Linked DNA regions of Homo sapiens: region 2 is linked to region 1. The links are chromatin contacts, found by Hi-C or POLR2A ChIA-PET in ENCODE. All regions are on one chromosome and are shown on one strand. The core of a region is the stretch at or near the end of the contact, and the rest is flanking DNA. Distances in the headings are between cores, read along the strand shown. Region 1 overlaps ARHGEF28 (Rho guanine nucleotide exchange factor 28). Region 2 has its middle 42 kb from the start of LINC01331.

Region 1 (4,382 bases), core at 1,181-3,680:
AACTCAATCCACAAACGTTTAGTGAAAGCCTACAGTGCGTTGGGCACTGCACTAGGTATTGCAATGTAATGAAGGGTAACAATCTGCGTTCAGGAGAGGATGCACGGCCAAATGCATAGCTATCCAAGGTCATAACCAACATACCATATTGCATCCCATTCCTACCTTAGTGGCATTCCTGGATATGGAACGAAAACAGCTTGGGTGATGTCCTAGAAATAAGAGAATGAGGAAAGTCCACTAGGGTAGAGAGGACTTGTCTGATTAGAACAGATAAATGATATGGCTGCGAGTTGCGAGATGAATGTAGGGAAATAATACTTGAAAGACATGATAAAGTCTTCACCAGTTCTGAGAAAATGGCAACTCTGAAGAGGCCAGGGGCAATAATCCAAAGGTGAATTAGAACAATGGCTGAGGAGAGAGAGAGGACAGCCATGGCCATCAGCAGGTCTTGATGACTGATCAAGACAGAGGACAAAGGTTGGAGGAATTACAAAAACTCAACTTAAAGCAGGACACCTGGGAGAGTGGTGGGATGGTAACAGAAATCAGGAAGTTGGAAAGAGGAGTTGCTTAGAGGAAAACTTGGAAAACTTTTAAAAAATATAACAGTCTGAACTTAAAGTCAAATCCTGGCTAACTGAGTGATAATAGCAAACAGGCCAGCTGGAAATGGAAGACGAGGCCTGGGCAGAGGTCAAGACGAGAGGGCCCACATGTGGGAGTCTTTCAGGAGGAGTGGTGGTCTAAATAACAAGAATAGATGAGCTCGCGAGAAAAAGAGGGGAAAGCAGAGGGCCCTGGGGAACACCCACACAACAGAGGAGAGGAAAGCACAATAGACAAAGAGATAACTTGAAAAAGAACCAGCAGAGTTCACGAACATTGAAAGTACACTTTTTAAACATAAATCAAATCATGCAACTCCCCCACCAACCTATGGGCATGACCTGGCCCCTCCCACCTCTCTGACCTGTCTCCTCTCCTCTCCCCTCCCTCACAATGCAAGGGCCATGCTGGCCTTTTGTTGTCCCTCAAATACAAAAAGTTCATTTCCACTCCAGGGCCTTCGTGCTTTCTGATCCCTCTACTAGACTGCTCTCCAGGAGATCCCAGAGAGACTAATGACACACACACACAATTCTCTGCCATGTCATAGCCTTGTATTGTCCTAACCCATACTACCATCTGAAATTCTTATTTGTTTATTCGTTTACCTACTTACTTTCTGTCTCCTACTCCCAAGTGCATTCTGCGAGAGCAGGGACGTGAGACCTTGTTTCTCACTCTCTGCTCTTACAGTGCATGGCACTAAATGGGGACTTGAGAAAATAAACACCTTAGATTAAGCAAGAGCAAACTTAGTGACCTTCATAAGATCCGTTTTGATAAAAGTAACAGCATCAAGATATGGAGAGGAAAAGAAGGCAAGAGCTAGAGACACTTATTTAAAACATGCACACCCTCCTCAGGTGTAAGCAGGAGGAACTGCTGAGAAGGTAGTATAGCTAAATCACATCTTCTATAAGGGCTGCCTTTCTGGAATATGGAAATAAAACATTTTACCTGGATCACGTTATTTCTTTTACTGAGGCTTCTCCCAGAGAAAACTCTAACCCATTTCCATCATGCCTAAAATCCTTACTTAGATGGTAAAACATTTTAAAAACTCAAACAGAACAAAAATATCGGCTACTTCAAGTTCTTTATTAAAAATACAGGCTGCACACCACCCAAATTGTGGGAGCTGTCACTGAAATACAGGAAGTGAGGCAGCATCAGACTTTAAGCACACTTGGCACTTACTTACCCACGGACCTGAAACTCACACCCACTAAGAAATTTCTTCAAAGCTGGGTGCTAGGCTGACTCTTCCTGTGGTCTTCTGTAGTTGTATATTCACCTTTGGGCCTTTCCCCAGAAGCTTATCATCTCAGTTGTGACAGTAGGAGGGGGCACCATAAAGTGGCATTGTATTGAGAGAAGAGGGAACTGTTTCTTTCAAAATGTGAAATGGGATGAAGCTAATGGAGGATTTGTAAAATGTTTGTAAGTCAAAGGTTTTGCTAAAGTCTGAGAAGCTTTTCCTCTCTGCTCCTGCCAGAACTACCAAGCAATCTCCTGCAGCAGCTAAGGAGCTTCAGACTTCCCAGGAACTGACATCTCGTGGCTGCTGGCCAGGCTGGGTAAAACAGTTACCATGGTCCTCTCTTTGCTCTATGGCTAGAACTGCTGCTTTGGAATTTGTTTGCCCCCTCAGAAGGAAAACAGGAGACAAGGCAAAGAGATAAAAGCAAGGCCATTCAGAGAGGATAGGAAAAGGTCAAGTTAAGTTAGTAGAAAACAAAAGCCAGCAAAGAAAACCAACTTCAGGGAGCACAGATTAACTGACAATGGCAGAAACACCCCAGCAGGTGGCAATCCTCTGAGATGCACATGCTGCTGTGTTTTAAATAAAGACACAAGTAAAGTTAATATAATTCGCTAAAAACAAATTTGCACAAAGTAAACACGTGATCTAGAAGTTGCATTCAGGCAAAAGCCCTGCCCGATTCCATTGGCTAAGCTAGACTTAGCTGTACTAACCTGTTTTGAAAGACACCCTTACCTACCACCCTCTGACACCTGAGCTAATGAAAATTTCTATTATTTTGAGCTGGGAAGAACTGAATGGAGCAAATGACCATCAATTAATAGGTCTGGCTTCTTGTGAGCAAATGAGCTTCAGAAGGTCAGGGCTTGCCTAGACATAGTTACCAGCAGCATCCTCTAGTGAGATAAAAGAAAAGAGAGACCCTTTAATTTAAGGTCCATGAAGGAGCCCCATTCATGTCAGAAAGCTCAAAGGCAGTTGCAGGACAGGAAAGGATAAAATGGTGCCTTTGAGTACTTGGTCAATGAGGAAATGGAGATGTGGCAGAGCAGTGGGGAAGGTCGTTACCAGTGAAGGTCGGAAAACCCCAGGCTTATTGTGGGATCTGCCACTAACAAATTTTCTGAGTCAAAAAAAATTATTCTTATGACTTCTAATAGAGCATTTTAAAATCCAGAGTGTCAAACCAGCTGAGTTAACTTAGTCAAGCCAGTCAATCTCCCTCTTGGAGACTAATCTCCTCATCAGCAAAGTGAGGGTGCCCAGGCAAAGGTCCCCAAGATGCCCTCATAGACTAATATTTCGAGTTGATGGGCATGAGGCCAGTCATAGGTAGCCCACTGGGGGATGGAGGGCCACCAAGAGAGAAGGGCAGTGTCTGGAGGACAGGATTTCCTTCCACAGGACCCAAAAGCCACAGGGAATCTGCAGGGATCCGGAAGAAGGCCCCTGCTGGGTGACCCCAGAACAAAGCCACCAAGTCACTTACTACCTCAATAAGAAGCTGCTTCCCTGAGCTGGGGAAGAGTCCATCCAGACAACTTGGGCCCTGTCCTCCGGCCCTCCCTGCAGAAGGCTGGGACCAAGGGGAGCATGCTCCACCAAGTATTCATGGAAGCTATACCAACATCCAGAAATTAGAAAAGGCTGAATAGGATAGAGTTTCCCCCACTACCTCTAGACATCAGATTATACCTTCAACACCCACAATGAGCCCAGCAGCAACCAACATTCTTGGGACCAAACACAGCAGGAGACAGTGACTCAGAATAAAAGAATAATATAAACATAAAATGCTAAGGGAATAGCGAAGTATCTTAGATCCAGCTGGAAACAAGCTACTGAAGCAAAAAACTCCCACTGCCCAAATGGTTATACAATTTGCAGCCTCCAGAGAAAAAAGTGATTACACTCTTCTCAGTCAGTGGCTATGATTAACATGTCTGCACAGCACCTCAGAAGGGTGGAAGGGAGCAAGAGCCCACACACACAGTCTCACACATGCACCCTCTGCAGATGTTAAAAAAAATCTCCACGGATTAGTCAAATTCTGACTAATAGATGCTCATATTAGTCAGAATTTGAGAAATGGGAGAAATAAAGGACACTTCTAACCCTTCACCAACTTAATCAACATACAAAATTTAACATCCCTCCTTTCTTTGCACAATGAAAATGAGAACATAATCCCCAGCTACATAATTATCAGTTATTAAAGCTAAAGAAATAGACATTAAATATTTCTGAAAGTTGCTGAATAAAATGTCAACTATTAGATCTCATTTGCAAAGCAATCCACTAAAATTTAAAATATGTATGCCCTTCATCCAGCAATTCTACTCCTAGGAATCTATCCCATAGAGATGAAAGTATCAACATATAAGGACATATGGACAGGATGTCTGGTGAATAATTGTTCATGATTGCCAAGAACTGAAACAAAGTGAATGGCCATCAATAGGGAATGAGCTTGACCCATACCTATTCATTAATTAGAGTGAGTTTG
Region 2 (4,640 bases), core at 260-2,759, 890 kb before region 1:
GGTTTGCAGCTTAAGCCTTCTGTGGTGGGCAGCAGAGGCTCGAGGCTTCCTCTCCTCACTGCAAGTCCCTGAGAAGGATCTCGAGATGGTGCTTTTCCTGAAACCCCCCTGCACCCAATCCACTGCTACTTGAGCTGAGTTCTTTCATAGTTGGTTCCCAGGAACAATCAACCAAGTATGAAAGATGGGGTGACAGACTTTTCTTGGAATGCAGGTGGGGGCTGGCTTCCCATTCTCCCTGGGGAAGTAAACACTTTCCGTATATCCTTCACCCTGACTTCCATCTGTGGTTCAGGTCCCACAGATCTCTTAAAGTCCAAGAGGGCTGTGGAGGTGATGGGTGCAAAGCTTTTCAAAATTTCATGCAAATTTTGTGATGTATACTTTTTCTAGAGAATAGGTCTATTCCTTTAAATACCTTTATGTTCCCCCAAATGTGAAGAACTACTACGTTATCCACATTTCTGCTACACAGGCTTCTGGGGAATTATTTGTGTGGGAACAAACACAGATCCTACATGAGAAATAGGGGATGAGCAGGCCATGTGGCTTGGGGCCTCAAGCTTGAGGGTGGGGCTCCAGTGTTGCTGTTTTTAGTGGCAAACTTGTTCATGACTAGTAGTCAAGGTTCAACAGTAATATTGCTTTTAAATAAAATTCCTCAACTCGCCTCCCACATTAGCCAAATCTGAGGGTAGGAAGACCACCTCAAGATCGAGGGTCCTCAAAACTGGAAAGCCGGGGCTTCACAGAGGCTCTTTGGAGAGCTTGGGCATGGCCTGGTTCCAGCAGAGAATCTGGAGCAAGTATCTAGGAGTGGTTTTCTTTTTTCAGTAAGCATGGAAAGGAAAAAGTTGGGAGAGACTTTGCCTGAAATGAAAGCCCCTCGTACAATATTGCGCCCCCCAAAATCAAACAGTGACTTTCTGCTCCTGTGGCCAGAAGAATCTTCAAGTTTCAGAGAAAGCATCATGGCATATATATATAAATTTGAGACGGAGTATTGCTCTGTTGCCCTGGCTGGAGGGCAGTGGAGCGATCTCAACTCACTGCAACCTCCGCCTCCCAGGTTCAAGTGATTCTCCTGCCTCAGACTCCTGAGTAGCTGGGATGACAGGTGCCTGCCACCATGCCCGGCTAATTTTTGTATTTTTAGTACAGATGGGGTTTTACCATGTTGGTTAGGCTGGCCTCAAACTCCTGACCTCAAGTGATCTGCCCGCCTTGGCCTCCCAAAGTGCTGGGATTATAGGCGTGGGCCACTGTGCCCAGCCCGGATCCATATTTTTGTACAACGAGAGATTCACTTTTAGCTCTCACTTTAAGCAGGAAGTGGTTCTTTCTGACTAAAAAGGGGTTTAGCTGCCACACCTTCCATTTGCTGGACAATACAGTAAGACAGAGAGAGAGTGGTTACTGGGAGTACAAGCGATAACACTGTGCTGTCATTCCTGGGGTTAGCAAGCCACAAAGACTAAGGACTACTTGTGGTTGGAAACAAGGGCCCGGAAGCCGGCGGTGCACACTGAGAGGCATCGTCTGAACAACTGGGGAAACACAAATGAGGCTCCACATCTTGATCAATCCTGTTTATCACAAGGGAAGAAATTATGACTGGTTTTGTGCTAAAGAGAAATTAAAACTGAGATCAAAAGCAGTTATACACACTTTATGTTTATTTAAAATGCACACATACATGGTACCCATGCAAAGTAAACTGTGCATAATTCTCATGGAGAGCGTTTTTTTTTTGTTGTTCTAACAGTATCTTTTGTTGTCCTCACAGGGTTGTGAGTTAAGGAACTCTTAGGTAATGTCGTATTGAGGTACCTGATTTGGTAGACACGCCAAGATGTTGAAAGTCAGTATCAGGGCTCAGAGCATGAAAATCCGGGGATCCCCTTTGTAGAACTCTGCCTTAAGAAGGCTATTTCTATCTGGGTTTACTTCTGTTACACATAGTTTTAGGATTGTGGCTACCATGTTGAGTGTTTCTGTGACCACCAAAGTTCTATTTCTCTCTGTTACTAACTCTTTGAGTTTTAGTGCCTTTGTTTAGAGAGATTAGGGGAAAAACAGATTTTTTTTTTTGTATAATTGTTGAGTAGTGTAATTTTCAAATAATAATAATAATAAGCATTTCCTATAACTTAGGCACTATTTTAGTTGCTTCACATGTATTAAATCAGTGACATTTCACAATCACATCATGAAATAGGTGCCGTGTTTATCCCCATTTTACAGATGAAGAAGCTGAGGTGCTGAGAGATTGGAAACTAGCCTGAGGGGAATAGCTAGTAAGCAGCAAGGCCAGGACGCAAACACTGGCAATCTGGTCCCTTACTGATGCCATGCTTCTCTTCAGAGCGCCCAGCCTTTCAGCAAGATTCTCCAAAAAGGTTGTAATGATAAGGCTGGTCTTAGCAGTCTCTGGGCACGGGGCTTGCTCCTGTCACTGCTGGGCAAGGGTGGGTTGCTTGCTGTCTGTGGGCTCTCTCTTGCCTCTGATGAAGAAGGGGAGGAGGTTGGTGACACAGTGTCTTAAGTCGAGCATATGCATGCCTCTGTTTAACTCCTAAGGCATCTGTGTTGGGCACATAATGACAGAGAATTAATATTCAATGATCTCTTGACTGATTTTCCGCTTGTATAATATATGTTCCCAGGCAAGAAAATTTTCGTGGTATCAAAGCAAAGTGGAAATCAGAAAATGTGAAGGTAGTCTAAATGTCTTGCAAGCAGAAGTTTGGTAGGACCAGACATACGATTTAGTTAATGGTCTATTACTTTCCACTGAAAAGCTTGTTTTATATTAAAAATGGATCATTTCATTTGAAGTACAGTTGGTCCTCTGTATTCATGGGTTCTGCAGCCAACGATTCAACCAACATGGATGGAAAATATTTGAAAAAAAAAAAATTGCCTCTGTACTGAATAGGTACAGATGTTTTTTTTTTCCTTGTCATCATTCCCTAACCAACGTAGTATAACAATGATTAACATAGTATTTACATTTTATTGGGTATCATAAGTAATTTAGAGATGATTTAAAGTATACTGGGAGGATGTGCAAGGGTTCTATGCAAATACTATAGCATTTTATGCCAAAGACTTGAACATTTGTGAGTTTTGGTATCTGTGGGGAGTCCTGGAACCAATCTTCCTCAGATACCAAGGGATGACTGTAGATTATCTGAAATAATCTATTGAGAGACCGCTCTTACGCACCTGCACTGCAACTTATCCCCCTTCAGCCACACAAACCAATGGGCACAAAACATTAAGGCACACAAACACCAAAACAAAGAGATGGCTAGAGTGGTTGACAGGGTAAGCAAATTGCCTCCTAATCTAATACATGAAACCAGCCTTGCCACACCTAAGTAAACACGCTCTTCTGATGTTGATACTGCCCTCCAGGCCACGAATGATATTGCCCTCCAAAACACAAAGCTGCAGCAAAATGCACCAAGTTCTATGGCCCAACCCGTGGGCTTTCCAACTGGGCTCTTGTGAAAAAGCAGTGCAGGTGAGGGCTGGGCTGCCAGTGGGCGCGGGCTGTCACCAAGCTGGTGCCTTTCTGGAATCTGAGGCCTGAGGCTTTGTTTCCTGGCTAGGGATATTTTCTCAGAGTTGGAAATACCCTCCCTTCCTTGCTTTCCTTCATTCCCACCCCCTGTATCTTAAATCTGTGTCATTCTCAGAGCTCTCTGTGGAACTGAAACAATGCAAGAATCTGGCCTAGCCTTCCTCTGCTTGCCTAACTTCTTTCAGTTTCTGTTTGGCCCAACGGAATATGAGAGAAAGATTAAAAGCAGATTGTATGAAGCAAAATGACTAAACCATTTCTCGTAAAGGGCAATGTTTTTTAAAGAAAATCAGGAAGATTGCTTTGCCTGAAATAATTGTTACAATAAAGTATATTTTGAAATTATTATTATTTTTTTTTTGGAGACAGTCTTGCTCTGCCTCCCAGGCTGGAGTGCAGGGGTATAAACATAGTTCACTGCATCCTCAAACTCCTGGGCACAAGTGATTCTCCTGCCTCAGCCTCCCAAGTAGCTGGGACTACAGGTATGTGCCGCTGTGCCTTGCTAATATTTTTATTTTAGTAGAGATGGGGGTCTTGCTGTGTTGTCCAGGCTGGTCTCCAACTCCTGGCCTAAAGTGATCCTCCCGCCTTGGCCTTTCAAAGCACTGGGAATACAAGCATGCGCTACCATGCCCGGCTGAATTTAATTTTTCAATTTAATATGATCTGTTGCTCAGAAAAACCACGGTTATTAGCGTACACTTAGCATGGAAGGTGGAATACGTGTGTTAATGATTACCTTTTCCTTCTGTAAACACTAAGACCCACCGTAAGTGCCTTCACATGTAGCGTCTCATGTAATCCTCATGAGTGACCTGCAAGACAAGCTACTTCAGACAGGAGTCTGAGAGGCTGTGGCCTTGCTAAAGTCCAAAACCAGTTAGGTGTGAATGGAGACTCAAATCCAGATTTCCTATTGCCAAATACTGTGTTCTTCCTATTACAGGACTCTGCTTAATACATCATCCTCAAAAAAGTTGCTTCTCAGTTATTTTCTAAAACTCCTCACAACCCGGAGAAGTCAAAGGCTTGTCGTAGTCCGGTTTGC

The links. Hi-C counts contacts between places; a loop is a spot of excess contacts on that map. ChIA-PET counts read pairs that join two places held with the same protein, here RNA polymerase II (POLR2A). Pooled maps may share reads with other maps.
Region 2: a loop to region 1 is called in a pooled map, with 6 times the contacts of the local background. The contact joins two enhancer-like sites. A Hi-C loop is called at or near these places in 2 of 37 single-sample maps with no recorded cell type and 6 of 50 pooled maps. POLR2A ChIA-PET finds 5 or more read pairs at or near these places in 1 of 52 experiments (GM10248).

The regions. Positions count from the first base shown.
Region 1 is chr5:73,691,764-73,696,145 of GRCh38, reverse strand. All of the region lies in intron 2 of ARHGEF28 (Rho guanine nucleotide exchange factor 28), which reads right to left. Among named protein-coding and RNA genes, the nearest start is that of ARHGEF28, 68 kb to the right of the region's middle. RefSeq lists an enhancer at 2,040-2,664. Within about 2 kb of position 2,430, at least 7 of the 41 ENCODE cell types and tissues checked have a DNase peak (open chromatin) inside an H3K27ac peak, as active enhancers do.
Region 2 is chr5:74,576,145-74,580,784 of GRCh38, reverse strand. No RefSeq gene overlaps it. Among named protein-coding and RNA genes, the nearest start is that of LINC01331, 42 kb to the right of the region's middle. RefSeq lists enhancers at 3,271-3,440, 3,651-3,870. Within about 2 kb of position 1,509, at least 4 of the 41 ENCODE cell types and tissues checked have a DNase peak (open chromatin) inside an H3K27ac peak, as active enhancers do.